Regions from separate parts of the Mus musculus genome. Here region 1 is linked to region 2. Evidence: chromatin loops called from intact Hi-C (ENCODE). Cell type or tissue: heart. All regions are shown on one strand. Each heading gives the region's core, and the rest is flanking DNA. Links, peaks and the distances in the headings are about the cores only.

The links. Peaks named below come from ENCODE experiments on the same cell type or tissue, not always from the same donor. Only the 100,000 strongest peaks of a DNase experiment are listed, where the experiment ranks them.
Region 1: it touches region 2 in a loop (2.6-fold over the local background); 2 of 42 quality-filtered maps call a loop at or near these places.

Annotation. Positions count from the first base shown.
Region 1 is chr11:90,513,441-90,521,350 of GRCm38, reverse strand. The region is part of intron 16 of Stxbp4 (syntaxin binding protein 4); the gene reads left to right. It also overlaps the pseudogene Gm11511. Among named protein-coding and RNA genes, the nearest start is that of Gm34850, 45 kb to the right of the region's middle. In heart, for the core only: no CTCF peak of the experiment used is centred there; no DNase peak of the experiment used is centred there; H3K27ac peaks cover 1,598 bases.
Region 2 is chr11:90,366,919-90,374,828 of GRCm38, reverse strand. The region is part of intron 2 of Hlf (hepatic leukemia factor); the gene reads left to right. Among named protein-coding and RNA genes, the nearest start is that of Hlf, 20 kb to the left of the region's middle. In heart, for the core only: no CTCF peak of the experiment used is centred there; DNase peaks (open chromatin) are centred at 2,928, 5,038, 5,548, 6,298 and 1 weaker place; H3K4me3 peaks cover 1,650 bases; H3K27ac peaks cover 3,065 bases.

The sequences.
Region 1 (7,910 bases), core at 1,213-6,212, 150 kb before region 2:
AGAGGAGGAGAGTAGGCTCTCCGGGTTTAATTAAGACCACAGCCTCCAGAAGCAGACAGCCGCTGCTGTGTGAGAAATGCTGTCATGAATCGTCCCCAGAGACACAGCCTTCCACCTCACCATGTGACAGTGTCTCAGTCAGCTCAGTCCTCCAGCACCTGTCACGGCACTTGACACATGCCTGATGCTCAGTGATTGGTGAATGAACTCCTTAGGGAGTCATCTCACCCAGAGCCGGTAAAAGTCACCTTTCCCTGCACGGACACACCCTTCTTACCACCTGGGGGGAAAGGGCGACTCTTTGTATACAAGGAAACAGACAACTCCACTGTGCACATACAGAAAGGACTGATGTGCTCTTATAAAGGAAAAGCCCTAATATGAAAGTGAGTCATTACCCGGTCCTCTTTATTTCTTCTTGGTCTGCAGAGCTGTCTGTCGCTTTATCTGAGCTTTTGCTGCAGAGCTCGAAGGTGCCACCAGCCTGTCAGGTTCCCAAATGATACTGGCAGGATGGATGAAGGTGCAAACCTTTTATAATCTGACAGTAATTCAAATGCCCTTATCTTGTATTCCTTTTGTCCTCAGCGTCCTTCTCTGAAAACCCCCCACTGGAAGCAGCATTTTAGCATTATTCATTTGTGTTTGGCCCCCATGAGTGCCTGAGCTTTATACCTCATTATTAGCAGGTTGTGAAGTTTTAACAAATACCCTCTTTCATTATTCCTAATTGCTTTCTTGGACATTGTGCATTTCAAATTTTCAAACATACTAAGCATCCATTAGCTACCATTTCTTGATACCTTACTCTGGACAAGGCACCTGTGGTTGTCGTCATAACAGATGCAAGGGTAAAATGAGCTATATGCTTCTGTCCCTTGGGGAGCTAGCCATGTATGGACAGAATCAAAGTATGTATGAAAACAATACAGCTATAGCGTAGAAGAGACACTGAAGAGTCTCAGGTGTTCATGGATTGGAAAGGAGAGAAATAACATCTGTCTCCCGTAAATGCTATCTCAAGTTACCACAAACTTGGTGTCTTCAAACAATACAGATATATTCCCATACAGTTCTAAAAGCCTGTAGTTCAAAATGGGTCTCTCTAGGCTAAAATTGAGATTCAGGGAAGCTTCCTGCTCTTCTGGAAGTTCCTGGGGATTTCTTGTTTGATTGGTTTGGGTTTTTGATTTTTCCTCTTCTAGACTCTCTAGCTACTTACACTGCCTTTCCATCTTCACAGCCAGCTGGTCAAGTGCGGCTTTTTACACAGCACTTCTTCATTCCAGTGCTGGACCTTCTGCTGCTGGCCCCCAGTTGTAAGACTCTTCGCCATCACATTGAGCAAATGCAGACCTTCTAGTTTCAGGTCAAATGACCATCCTTCGTATATAATATGACAGAGCCTAGGTTCTGTGGACCAGGGAGGGAACAGCTTCAGAGGCATCGTTGTACTTATCCTGGGAACAGAAGGAAGGTTCATGGAGAGGAGTAGATGGTCCTTGAAGGACGAATCGAATGGAGGTTCATGAAGGCAGAAAACAGGAATTGCTGTGTAAAAGAAAGGAGTGACATAAAGTAACAGGATAAAATGTAAGGTTAGAAACAAGGAAGAAATTTTTTAAAATTAGTTTGCTTACAATTTGATTCAGCAAATTATCTTTTAGGTTTGATGACCTTAAAAAAAAAAAAAAGGCCCTGTGCCTGTGTTGCAACCACTCAATTCTTCCATTGTAGCAGGAAAGCAGTCATTGGTAATAAGAAATTGATAAGGTGTGTTCCAATAAAACTTCATTTAAAAAAAAATGGGTGATGGGCCAGATTTGGTCCTAGACTATCATTTTTCAAGCCTTCGTCTTCAGCACAAATAATAAAAGGAAGTAATTGAAAATAAGTTAGGAGTTGGCTGTGAACCTTTGTAAACACCTGGCAAAGTGTTATGAAGGCTTTTTGCTTAGTAGACAGTGAGGAGCTACTGGCGCTTTTGAGCAAAGAACGGGTGTAATTAGAGCTATGCTTTGGGAAGTTCTGTCTGCGCAGGAGTAGGCTGTTGATTGACTCTTACTAGGTTCTTCATCCGGTGCCTTAACAGCTAGTTGATATGCTTGTCACCCCGACTGTATCTCCTAGCCATAGTCATCTTTCTGTAGTCCTTCAGACATGCTAAGCCCACTCTTATACCAAACCTGTGGCCGTGGCCCTCCACCTGCCCATAATGAAATCCCCTTCTTCCACAAAGCTTCTGCCTCCATTCCATTCCCTCATCCCATGCCACCTTTTGATCACCATCATGACTGTCAGTCCCTCGCTTTTTCTAACAGGACTTGCTTGCCACCCAATGCTTCATCTTCCCATTAGAACCACTTTATCACCAGGAGGGATGCAGACTGGACCTTAGCCATCATCGGTGAGGACTAGGGAGTAAATACATCAGCAGCGTCTCGGGAGTGCTCGTGCCAGAGCGCATAACAACTGAAAGAGAAGCTGGATCCATGGAGGTTTCCAAACTCTTATCAATCAAGGATGTCAGCAAATAAAAAGACATTTTTCAGGAAGAAGGAGCCCAAGTAGGTGAAACACTGAGGAGTTGGTAGATGTGTAGTGAGGGTTGGGAGCAGGCTCAGGCTGTGGAGCTCTGGATGAGAGAAGAGGTGTGTGTCTGTGATAGCTGAAGCCCTGACACCCAGAGAACGGATGTGACAGAAGGAGAAGTCCTCAGAGACAGCTCAGAAGAGACAGTAGAGGATCCAGATGGGAGCACTCAAGCTGGCAGAATTAAATGAAGAGCTGATTACTGGGTAGGGGATACTAAAAAGGAGAGAATTCCTGAGGAACGATTATCAGTGCTAAATGCTGAGATCCAGGAGACCACATGAGAAAGGCTGGACCGCGAGCGTAAGCATCTTGACCTATCTGTCAGAGCCCAGTTCCTGTAGATGGCGAAGGGCAGCAATACGCTTCACCAGTGCTGTTTCCAATGTCAGTTCAATCTCCTGTGATTCATAAGGCATTTCGGTATCTGCTGGAAACTCATTTATAAATATCAGCTGTGTAACCGTGATGTAAAAGTTAGCAAGATCAAGGAAGACGTTATAGAAGGCTGCATATTGAAAGGCTGCGTTCCAGATGCTTCCACACATACGGTTCAAAAAGGGACAAACGCATTATTACACTACATGTGTACGTGTCAAAATATACCACATGTCATAAGTATATAAACTCAAAAATAAAAAAGCTTTATAAGGGTCACCTGAACCTACACTGTTATCTATAGCATATGCTAAAAGCTACTAGATTTTAACAAACTCGTGCCCAGGTCCAAATTCCTGGGACTCTGGAGAGCTGTGCTCTGAGAGCTGTCAACAAGTTGACATTCTCTGCATTCACACTCTCTTCTAAATTGAGAATTGCTAAGATAAGAAGGAAAAGCTTAGGCCAGCAATATTTTTACTCTGTCTCCTGCTGACATATGAGTGGTGTTAGACTTTTTGTTGAAAGACTACAGAATAGAATAAACCATTAGAAACACTTGGGCCTGGACCACCACCAAGAGGGAGTTATGGTTTGAAATCTTTGGCCCTTGATTTCTACTTTTCAAAACACTTTTACAGGTCTTGTTGTTGTTGTTGTTGTTGTTGATGATGATGTTGTATTTTAAAGGTATAGTGGTTAATAACTCAAGACCCATATGGCTAATGTTCAAATCCCACATCTGGCTGTTAGGAGTTACATGACCCGAATGAGTTCTCTGATTTGTCTCTGCCTCTCTCCCATAAAGTGGGGAAGCTTTTCTGTTCCAATACCCACCATGCAAGCAGAGTTGCCAGGCCAGGGAGTCAATTTGATGAGTAAAAGTGCCCGCTGGACAAATCTGACTCAGAGTTGAGGTCCACAGAGCCCATGGACGAACTAGACAGGACAATGGTTCTGTGATCCTAGCACTCTTACAGTGAGATGGGATGCGAAATAAGAGAATCTTCTAGAAACTTGCAGGCAACTGATCCCAGTGTAAAAACTATAGCAGCACGGCGTGAGAGCTGCGCATTCAGTCCTACAAACCTACATGCGTCAAGCCCACCCGCATCGTCTTCTACTGAGACGGCGTCCCCAAGGGCCAGTTCTGGCAGTTTTTCCATCATGAGCTCCTGGCCATCAGAGAGGCCTGCATAAAGCTGGAGAAGGACTCTCAGCCAGGGATCACGTTCATCGTGGTGCAAAAGCAGCACCACACACACCTCTTCTACACAGACAAAAACGAGCGGGTTGGAAAGAGTGGAAACATTCCAGCAGGCACAGGAATATCACCCACCCCACTGAGCTTGACTTCTACCTGTGTAGTCATGCTGCACCCAGGGGACAAGCCATCCTTCCCACTAGCTGTGTCACACCTACCCGTGCTGCACACGCTCTGTGTCAATATCTGCACCAGCCTACTATGCTCACTTGGTGGCCTTCCGAGCCAGGTACCACCTGGTGGATAAAGAACATGATGAAGCAACGGACGAGATCACCAAGCGCTGGCCAAGGCGGTCCAGGCCCACCGGGACACACTGCGCACCATGTACTTTGCTTGACCTGTTGTATTGTTTAGCAATTGTGTACCAAGTTGGATTCACACGAGACCAGCTACACTCAGGCCAACAGATGCCCAGCCCTTCTGTGACAACCAGCATCGAACATGAGACGTCTTTGGTTTTATTAGATCCTTCGTTTTCCAGGATGCCTTCCGTCCCAGATGTCAGACTTGCATTTTGAGCTGCAGGCCTGTATGAGATCCCAGTGTAGAAAACATGGTTTGCCAAACCTATAAGCTGCTCACTGAGAGTCCCATTTCCTAAAAGCAAAAAACCAAAACAACAACAAAATGTCCTAAAACCAGTCTATGAACTCTCGGGGCTTTCAAACACTTTAATTTGTTTGCTCGTCCAGTTTACTTCTTTTTCCCCTCTGATTCTCAGTGAGACCAGTGGGCTCCATCTAGCCGTGAAGGCTCTGAGCATGAAAGCCACACCATTTCCACTGGGTTATAAAGCCTGGCCCTAAGAAGCTGTCACTAATGTTGAGTTCTAAGGGATGCCATGCGCCCTGCAGCCCCAGGGCAAATGGCTGCTAGGTCTCCACAGTGTCTCTCGCCCTCCACTGCCTGCCCTCGAGGCCTGAACAGAGGCACAGTGGCCAAGGCGATGGTCACCTATTTACAGCAGTGACAAGTCTGAGAGATTGGCAGACACGTGCCATTTTGATAAAAATTTATTTAAAAAGAGAAAAAATATATATACTGACAGTCTAATCAGAAGATTTGTCCTGTGGGACTATGACATTTATTTTCCAAAGTTTCTAAAGAATACGGGTCTATGGTGATAAATACAGTACAATCCGTTTTTAACTGTTAATGTCTTTAATGTAAGAGAAGAATATATGTACCTGGTTTGCTGTTTAAAAAAAAAAAAAACAAAACAAAACACTATAGCAGCAAACTAGAGATCCTGCCTGGAGTATCGAGGAACGAAAGGACCAACCAAACCCCTAAGGGTTGCCGTCTGATCTGACCTTCACAGACATGCAGTAACAAATGCATGCCCTCACACAGGAATGTACACACACATCAATACTTTTTTAAAAAACAAAGTTGATCCCATCTTCTTCCCACCTTTCCAACCATCATGATGCCGGATCTCCCCTATGTGCCATTTTGTTTCTTTGCAAAGTTTCACATCTCGTTTGCTATTTGTTATCTATTGCTCCCATGATATCCTGTGGCGTTGCCATTTTTCTTTATTTAAAATCACTATAAATGAGTTTCATTTGCACATGCAATCTAGATTAGAAGCTACCTTGGGCTCCTAGAACCAAGAAAGCAGGAACCCAGTTTCAGAGCGGCATGGCACCGTGCCCCCTCATAAAGTCAGATATGGCCTGGATCTCGTCTCAGAGAAAAGAGGATGATAAACTAATTAAGGCATTTTATTGTCTGTATCAGAGTTATTATCCTAAAAATCCATTAACTATATAATGATAACCAAATGGCTGGATGGGCCGTTAACAGTAATATGTCCCTTGGGGATCCACACAGCACTGTGTGTGTGCCGTGTGCAGACGTGGTGATAAAAGTGGTTCTGAGACTAAACTTAAGTGCAAAAGTTTCACTGATGAAGATTCTGTGGGAGAACAGGTTTCTTCTCTCTGTTTCCTGAAAGGCTTGACATTTTTTTTTCTTTTTTTGGTTTTTCGAGACAGGGTTTCTCTGGGTAGCCCTGGCTTTCCTGGACCTCACTTTGTAGACCAGGCTGGCCTCAAACTCAGAAATCCACCTGCCTCTGCCTCCCGAGTGCTAGGACTAAAAGCATGCACCACCACGCCCGGCTTGACATTTATTTTAAGCTCAGTGTCTTTAAGTAAAAGGACGATTAAGAGAGATGGTCTTGCTAGCCTTTTGGTTTAAAACAACTGGTCAAATAGTATTAAACAGCAGAAAATGGCCAACAAAGATGGAAGCCTTTCCTGGCTTCATGGCTGGAACGGAGAATAAGCTCTCCCCATCAAACGTAATGGGATCTCGGGGTGCAGCAGTTCTGCTTTACAATGTGTCCAAAATCCCCCCTTGATTTGAAGTGTTTGCAGCAGTTTGTTCCTCTCCTTTTTTACTCAGGAGAAAATATTTTTTTTTAAGTAACAGATAAAAAAAAATAAGAGTAATCAATAAAGACTTTTGTTAACCTTGGCCTTCATTGAAAATAGTCTATCCTGACTCTGCAATATAAGTTTTTTGACCTTGGACCTGTCTGTATTGGTAAGATACTGCAAGGTTCTGTGGTGTGTACTTGTAAAATACACTTTTCTTTAAAGCTCTCTCTCGCTCTCTCTCTCTCTCTCTCTCTCTCTCCTTAAGTAGTTGGTGAATTGGCATTAACTTGAGGAAACAGAACATTTCAGGTTTTTCTAAGTATCTTGCAGTACATCAACCCCCAAAGACTTCCGTAGGAAACACATTGACCCTTTAAAAAAAACATATATATGTGTGTGTGTGTGTATGTATGTATGTATATATATATATATGTATATATATATATATAAATTCAATAGACAACATATTATTTTATTGAAAATACAACCTGCTCTCATACATTACATCCAACCACAGTTTCCCCTCCACTGCACTCCTCCCAACCTCGTAGCTCTTTTGTTATTCAAAGATAAGAAAAAATGTATCAAGATGAAGTGAGTCTTGCTGCCTGTCTGAAGCAGCTTCGTTGTTGCATCTAATCGCCTTTACAGAGCTTTGCACAAGCTCACTTGTTCAGACTAAAGACCCTAAAAGAAAAATTACATGTGTGTGGCGCCTTGCCTCTCATCATCTTGAAGTTTTCTTTCAAAGTAACTAATTATGTGCTGCTTCCCAAATAGAAGTGCAGATTTTGTTCATGCAGTTTCTGAATTTTTAACTCTACCTTTATTTTTATCTTTGGGAGTAGAAGCCATTGTCTTTGTCTTTAACAAACTCCAATGACAAATTATTGCGAGATAAGCTGATGACTACCATAATGCAGATCTCCAGGCCACGGGCAATTAAAACCCGTCAGTCGTCAGAAGTGTTCACCCAGCAGCGGACCTGGAGCAGGAGCTGAGAGCTAAGCTGGACCAGGAACACTTGTTAAGATGCAGAGATGCCATCCGCTAAAGCTTGGACTGGTTTTTAAATTTACAACCAAGATTTATGTCTGAGCTAAATTTGACTAATCAGACACAATTCATGGGCTAGATTTAACTGTAGTAGGAAATGATGGGAAAGCCTTCCCTTTCCTACATGTCTCTTCTGAGCTGCTGAAAATTTTAGTCTGATTAGGTGTACGCTAGTCTTTGTAGCCCGATATAGACGTTAGTACAAGTTCGAGGATAGAATGCGTTGTTGC
Region 2 (7,910 bases), core at 2,011-7,010:
ACAGCCCCACCCCACCCCCTACCCCCGCTTGCAGTTAGGATTTCCTTGGGATCGTTGAGCTACTCAGCCATAACCTAGGCCACACCCCTAGGTTATGGGGTTAATCAGGTTCCTTGATTTCCCAGGTTCCTCTGAGTCCCAGTCAGTTGATCCTGTGTTCTGGTGTGTCCCTGACCCCTCTGGTTCTTCCAATCCTCAGCAGGACTCCTGAGCTCCATCTAATGTTTGGTTGTGGTGCCCTGCATCTGCTCCCATCAGCCACTGGTTGAAGTCTCTCTGGTCTCTTTGATGGTGAATCTGCTAAGGCCCCACTTTGCTGAGGCAGGGTCTCTTCTGAGCCTGGAGCTCCCCAGCTTGGCTACTTTAGGTAATCAACTTGCCCAGTGGGTCCCATTTCAAGAGGAGCTGATGTGCCTCTCAGGATTTTTTTTTTATGGGGTCACTACTGATCTGAACTTGGGTCCTCAGGCTTGAAGACTAAGTGCTTCATCCACTAAGCCATGTAGTCCAGTAGCTCTCCATGACACACTTAAGCTGGGGTGTGTGTGGGGGTGGGGGAGGAGTGCTAAGGACTTCATGTAAAAGGTTGGTGCAGTGATTCTCAACCCTCCAATGCTGTGATCTTCCAATACAGTTCCCCGTGTTGTAGTGGCCTTCAATCATACAACTATCTTTGTTGCTGCTTTATAACTGTAACATTTGCTACGGTTATGAATTGCAATGTAAATAGCTGCATTTCCATGCTCTTCTGGGGGTTCACCAACCATAGGTTGAGAGCCACTGTTGTAGAGAATTCACTCATACTAAGCATAATAGTGGTTCTTAGAAGTTAGTCTGTTCCTAAGAGGGTTGAATGATGGGATGGCATTACCAAAAGATGTCTTCTTTTATTCTCCATCAGCCCTTCCATCTTGACTACAGGCAGCTTAAAAATGAGTTGGGCATATCTTAGTGGCCAGAAACCGTGGCAATCAGGATGAAATCACTATCAAAGCAGAAATAACAAGCTTTGATAAAGCCATCCAGGGAAACACAGTCCTGAGAGCGTCCACACACTCGTCTGGACCCTTATGCCACCAAATTAGACTGGGTTTGAAATGAGAGCTCTTGCCGGAAGCCGTGAAATGTTGATCCCATTCTAAGCCCCGGGCTTCTCATCTAGACATGGTGGCCTGCTCACAGATCGCCATGAGGGTTGCTGGGGCTGTGTCTACTTAGGACTTGCAACTGTCATTTTAAGTCAGAGTCAGAGTCTGTTGTTTAAATGAGACTCTCGACCATGCATTTGTGGTTCCTTGCTTTGGAGTATCCGCTGCAGGCTGCTAAGGCTGAGTCTTCACAACTTCCCCAGTACTTGCTTGGGTACAATGAAGAGATGGCATGTGTACTTTTCCGGTGTGACTAGTTCACAAGTATCCTCTCATGCTAGCTACTTGTCTTAGTTAGGGTTTTATTGCTGTGAAGAGACAACATGACCACGGCAACTCTAATAAAGGACAGCGTTTAATTGGGGCTGGCTTACAGCGTCAGAGGCCTAGTCCATTATCATCATGGCAAGAAGCATGGCGGCAGTGTCCAGGCAGACAGGGTGCAGGAGAAGGAGATGAGAATTCTCCATCTTGATCCAAAGGCAGCAGAAAGGGACTGTGTGCATGTGTGTAGCTTGAGCATATATAACCTCAATACCCACCTCCACAGTGACCCACTTCCTCCAGCAAGGCCATACCTCCTAATAGCGCCAGTCCCCATGGGCCAAGCATTCAAACACAGGAGCCTGTGAGGCCCAAACCTATTCAAACCACCACAGCACCTCTCTGGGTTTTGCTTCTACGTCTATAAAATGAGAACAATGTCTGTTGTCCTCGTGGATGTGTCACAGATGTTAGATAGTCAGTTAAAAAGTGGACCCAACAAAACTCAATGCAAAGTTCAAATTGGGTTGGCTTTATTATTGCCACGGGATCTGAAACAGCAACAGGGGAAACATGTGACAAAACCACTTCAAAGGTAGCCTTAGCCATGAAGAACGAAGAACTTGGAATCAGCCAATCTAGGCTTGGCAGGGACTGTGGCAGGATGAGGGTGTGTGTTTTTGGACAGGTGACCGCTATACTCAAGGTCCCCACTGTTGTTGTCTGTGAAATGAAGGTACTGGTTGTAGCTTTATGACTCTGTGTGTTAAGACTCCTAGGAACTTTTAACACTATTTTTTTCAAACATGGGGCTAGAAAAAAAAATCCTTGTTTTAAAGCCTCCTGGAGTCATGGTGCCGAGGAGGTGGACTGAGAAGCTGACCACTTGCCATTCAGAAGAGATTATGGTGGTTAAAACGAAAGCGTCAGTGCCAGGCGTTTGACACCATTTGAGGTAGGCAGACAATTAAAACGGGTTGAAAGCAACGATTCTTGATTCTGCATATGAGAACCACTGGTTCCTTCAACATTCCAGAGCGACTCCGAACCCCACTTATCTGTCTGGAATTACTGCTCCGAGGGTTGGCTATGTGAGCAGTGGTTTGTCAGCCAGACAGCATACAAGGCAGGGGTGTGTGTGTGTGAAACACCTCCAAGGCCACAGCTACCTCTTTTGACGGCAAGTTTTTCCATCTGGGCTTTAGCTCCTTGGTGTGTCTGAATGCCGGCTTCTGGGACTGCTCATGATGTAAGTTTCAGCTCATAGTCTAGAATGTCATCCTGAAAGATGATGAGGCTCAGACCTGATCCATGGAAAGAGTTCTGGGACTAATTAGTAATGTCTGCCATGCTTAGGTGTGGTAGGACCAGTGTCACATAAGTGCTGTCCCTTCAAGGCATGTTGGAAGCTCCTTTAGGGATGGATATGTACCCTCCACCAGGCAGCAGATCAAGGATTGGGGCCAGTCTTGTTTCCGGTGTCCTGGAAAAATGTTTTTCCAGCCCTCTGGCAGGTTCTGTTTTATTCTCTTGGGGGAAGGCTCATTCTAGTTAAGTGAGCAGACAGAATGGAAGAAAGGAAGTCTGTTGATCCTGCTCCACAGTCACAAGACAGGAGCTGCAAGATCAAGAAAGCTGGGAATTCTACATGTAATTCCACAGAAACTCCAATGACGACCAGGCAAGGTGCCCCCTGGCCCAGCAGAGGCAACCACAAACCACAGACCTTGCCGGGCTGTGGCCAGAGGTCGTGACTCCAAATTCCCTGGACACAAGTTCCTTGGTAGGCGTCCAGGGATGGCTCTGGAGACTTTGCCAGTCTGTTTAAAATTGGGGCTGCCTCTCAGTTATCCGTGCCGAGGAGCAGAGCATCTGAGGTCTGTTTCTCTCCAGCTCTGGAATGCGATTTATGCTTTTGTACTGTTGATCTGCTTTCTCCAGTGATGTTGAGCGGTTCAGATTTAAAAAAAAAAAAAGTGGAGGGGGTGAGGAGTGCTTTTTGCAGCTCTTAATGTGTTTTTCATAGCCAGCCAAATGTCTCAGAGCCATCTTCCTTTAAGCCTGTGAATGGGTACCAATAGGATGTCTACACCTGTGTTCTATTGTGCTTTTACTACGTGCTCCGTGGGCTCCTGGTCGCTGTGTCACAAGGGGTGGATTCGGAAGTGTGCTGGGCAGTGTTGGGAGAAGGGGCCAGAGGCCACACACTGTCTATGAAGAACCACGAAAAGAATCCGTGAAGGACCTCACCCACCCACGGAGTAACCCCTGACTTCCTTTGTTCCTTCTGCTTCCTGTGTTTTCCAGTGGCTGCACTTGAGCTTTGCATACAATTAACTTTCAATTACCCCGAGGCTGATTAGTCCGTTTGCAGATTAACCCAGGTGAAGGCTCACCTGGGTCTTCGAGGTGCTCTTCAACTCAGTCGATCTTGCTGATTAATTAGTTGGTTATGGCTGATTGCCTGCTCAGGGAACCTGAAGCCCTGGGACTGGGCTACTCAGAAGAGGGGAGGCTGATGGAGGGACAGCTTTGTCTGAGTGTGTTGACTCTCTTTAGCCAGAGGATTTTCACAGACAGTCATAGAAAGCTCCAAATTCTCTAGCCACAGCCCGAGAGGTTCAGACGTACCCTGGGGTCCCGCTGCCGATCGCTTGCTCGCTCGCTCGCTCCACCTTTTGTTTCAACCAACACACTTTGCAAATTGGGGGATTTAAGTTGACCGCAGGGTGCTGTGAAATTTGAAAGGCATTGCAATTAAAAATCTAATCTGTTGAAATTAGTAGACCCAGTGTACAGCAAAGGGGGCTGCTGTCCCCCCTCCCTCCTCAGTCTGTTAACTCCCTCCAAACGTGTAGACTGACAGCCCCCCCCCCCCAACACCAAGCACTCGATCCCGTCTGAGGTCTGTAGAGGTCAAAGCCATGGTGATAACTGGGGGGGGGGGGGTGCTGTCTGCAAAGAAAGGTAGGTTCCAGAAAATTCTAGTCTTCCAAAGATGATTGTTTAGAATGTTCGTGATGTAGATCTCGTTGTTGTTCTCCCTCGCAGAAGCTGACCACCTTTGCCTGAGTCTCCCTTGGGTGAAAGAGCAGAGAGATATTTACTGGCCATACCATACACAAGGTCAGAATAAATTCTGTAACCTGCAGTCAATCTTTCACCATGTTTGGGACCAGTTCAGTTTGGGCAACAGATAACTCCAGTCTTATGGATAAACTTCGAGAAAGTGTCCATTGAGGAATTGGGTGTGGGGATCACGGTGGGGGGGTGGGCACATGAACACCATATTTCATGGGGTTCTGTAGGTGACCCCCTTACTGCTTCAGTAACACTCTCTGGAGTCCCCGACGTGTCTTTCCCTCTGGGTTCTCATTTCAACATTCCCAGACCTTCATGTCATGGCTTAGTTAGCATCGCCGCCTCTTGCTAGCCAGGGCCCTGAGTTTCTCTGGTCCTTCGTGTTTTCCCAGGGCAGTCAGTGTGTATGTACAGTCTAGAGATCACATTCTATTAACACAAAGAAATCTGCTTGGGCTGCCTGGTTTTGCAGTCACGTGGAGAGCAATGTGTTTCTTTGGTCCGCCAGCCTGCAGCTCTCTGTGCAAAATACAGCAGAGGGCTGGGCACTGGGCCAAGCTTACATTTCACTTAGGAACACACTTTCGAATCACTCCTTGGCAGAACATCCCCGGTGGTGTCTATTTGGGGAGTAAGTTAGAGAAGTGTTGTTTTTCTCTCATGAGTGTCAGGAGATAGGACCTTCAGAACATGTTTTCCTTTCCCTGCCCTCGCATCTTCAGGGTGCCCAGATAGCAGTGGGATCCAGGAAAAGGCAGCAACAGCCGCAGAAAGCCCCCTTTTGTCCCGAGCTGCCCTGCAAAAGCAGGGAGCACAGCCCTGGGCTGCCAGGGATAGAGAAACTTAAGGCCAGGGTAATAACATCAAAAGCAAATTTCTGCATCTCAGGGGCAAAGGAGCTACTCTCCCAGATAAAGCAACATTGTTGTCCAAATCTTTCTTTCCAAAAGATCTGAGACTTTCCTAAGGTTGGGCCTCAGCCAGCCAGGGAAGGAAGTTACTCCAGCGAGCCTTTGGAATGGCAAATGCTAGAAAAATAAACAAACAGACCTCTTCCATTCCCTTCTCTCTCCCTTGTCTATTTTTATAGCCCCCTCCCTCAACGCCCCCCACCGCTCTAACCCCGGTGTTCTTTAGCCCTCTGCAGCACCCTGCCTGCTCCTTCCAGACCGCTCCCTTCCCCACCTCCATCTTCTCCAGAACCACGTTCACTAGTCGGCCTTCTGTAAAACAAAATGCCTAACTTCAAAATGAGGGCTCAGGAGACAGGAAGTCTAATTCAATCTCCCCCTGTTGCCTCCTCTTGTTCTCTTCTTGTAAAGTCACTTGAAGCCTACCATGAGGTTGAACAATGAGGTTGCTTTGGGAATTTCGAACCTCCTTGAGAAAGATCAGAATAGTTAAAGAAACATTTGCTGGCGTAGTCAGGACTTCTCTTTTCCTAATGAGCTAGACCCCTCTCGTGAAAAGAAACTTTGTACTTATCAACATCCCTCTGTCCCATAATCAAGCTTTGCTCTCATTCTAGTATTTGACATTTGGGAAGGCTGGGCTTTCCGTCAATACTGTGTGGCCAAGCGGCAACTGATGGGGGCATAGAGACCCTTCTCCGGCTGCTGCCTCCTGGACCAAATAGACACTGGGACCCCACCCCACCCCCTTGGAGAGGATGCCTAGACCCTCAGAGCCAGGCTGCAGCTTCCTACCGGTCAGCTCCTGCTGAAACCTTTCCTTACTTTGTAGAATGCAGGTGACAGGGACCCATCCACCGCCTGGAAACCTGTTGGTAATTTGCTTTAAAAATAATGCCAGGTTCTCACACTGGCTGCTGGGTGCGCTAACTCAGCAGGGAGGGAAGAGAGCGTTACTTCACAGGATAGCACCATAGGGAGGTTAGGTAAGGTTACCAGAGAGATGAAGTCACCTTGCACCTTCCAAGAGATCTGCAAGTCTTGAGGAATAGCTAGCGGGAGTGCAGAGCCACACCCCCTTCCCTTTCTATATCCCACTGGGATAGTTTGAAGTCCTGTTTTCTTTTTGGAGGAGGCTGGCGATTAAGCACACAGCACCATACATCGCAAGCATACACGTTGCCACTGTGAGCTCCAACTGCAAAACCATCACTTTTTAAATTTTATTTTATTTTATTTTTTTGGTGGAGGACTGGAGGTTGGGGGTTGGGGGTGGGAGCTTGGCAAAGTCTCTGAAGGAATGAATAAGTCGGTCACCTTCATCAACATCAGGTGTCGATTTTCCACTGTGACTGTGTGGATTCATTTCTCAGTGTCTTAGGCATGGTGAATGAATACCTGGCTAGTTATTGTTTGACACCTAGGGAAAGACTCTGGACTTCTACCCCCCACTTAAGGAGTGTTTTCTGTATGTAATTTCATTTTACAAATAACAGCGTATATCTTTGTAACATTAGGACAATTATTATTCAAGACTATGCCTAGACTAAGAGAATCAGTCTTCAAGGTTGTAAGACCTGATTGTTGAGCCTTTCCTCTCATCGGTTGGGAAACTAAGCTCACGGGATTTTTGCCTTTTGCATAAGGAAGGATTTTTGGAAGTTGATCCAGGTTCCCACAGCTCTGGACACTTCCTAAGGAGACACTGTCAATTCTTTGTCACTAAGACTCCCTCACTTGTTTTCCACCAGAATAAGTAGCCAGGAAACATTAGTTGAATGAATGAATGATGTATCAAAGATTCGACTTTGTCAGAATGACTTTAAAAAGATGCTTGGGCTGGCAGGATTTCTTTTCTGACGTAGTGGGTACAGCTTAGCCAGTGGGTCTTGGAGGAGGCCAAGTGTAGCCTCCCCCAGCTGATGCCGTGACAGGCTCTAGGATTCTTCGCTCGCAGCACTTCACAGGTTGCTTTTCTTACGTGTCATTTTCATGTGATTGGTTGTATAAACGAGCAAGAATGAAGAGACCTTTCAGAGTAGAGGATTTAGATGCTTTCAAAGCCACTTGGCAAAGTGCTTTTGTATCAGAAGCATAAGAACTCAGTACCCCCTAATATCCATATAAAAAGCTGGTGCAATCATACATGCTTGCACACACACACACACACCATCAAGTTACATTTCTTTGATTAATAGATGAAGGTAAGCATGTCTCTACAGACATGTTAGTTGCAGCTTCTTTGTGTGTGAGATTTGACTGTTTACAAACTGGTGAGTCTCCCCACACCAGTCACCAGTTGCCACTGAACCAGAATCGCTGAAGAGAACACATCACAATCAGACCAGGCACTACTGCAGCGTTGCCCTAGGTAAGAGAGCTACCTGCATCTTCCCAGTGCCCTACACTCTATCTATCCATTCTGAGCCTGCCATCCCATCCCGTGCATGCATGCCAGAGTTGTTAGTCTTTCCCATACGCACCATGCCTCAGTTTCTCTGTGTGT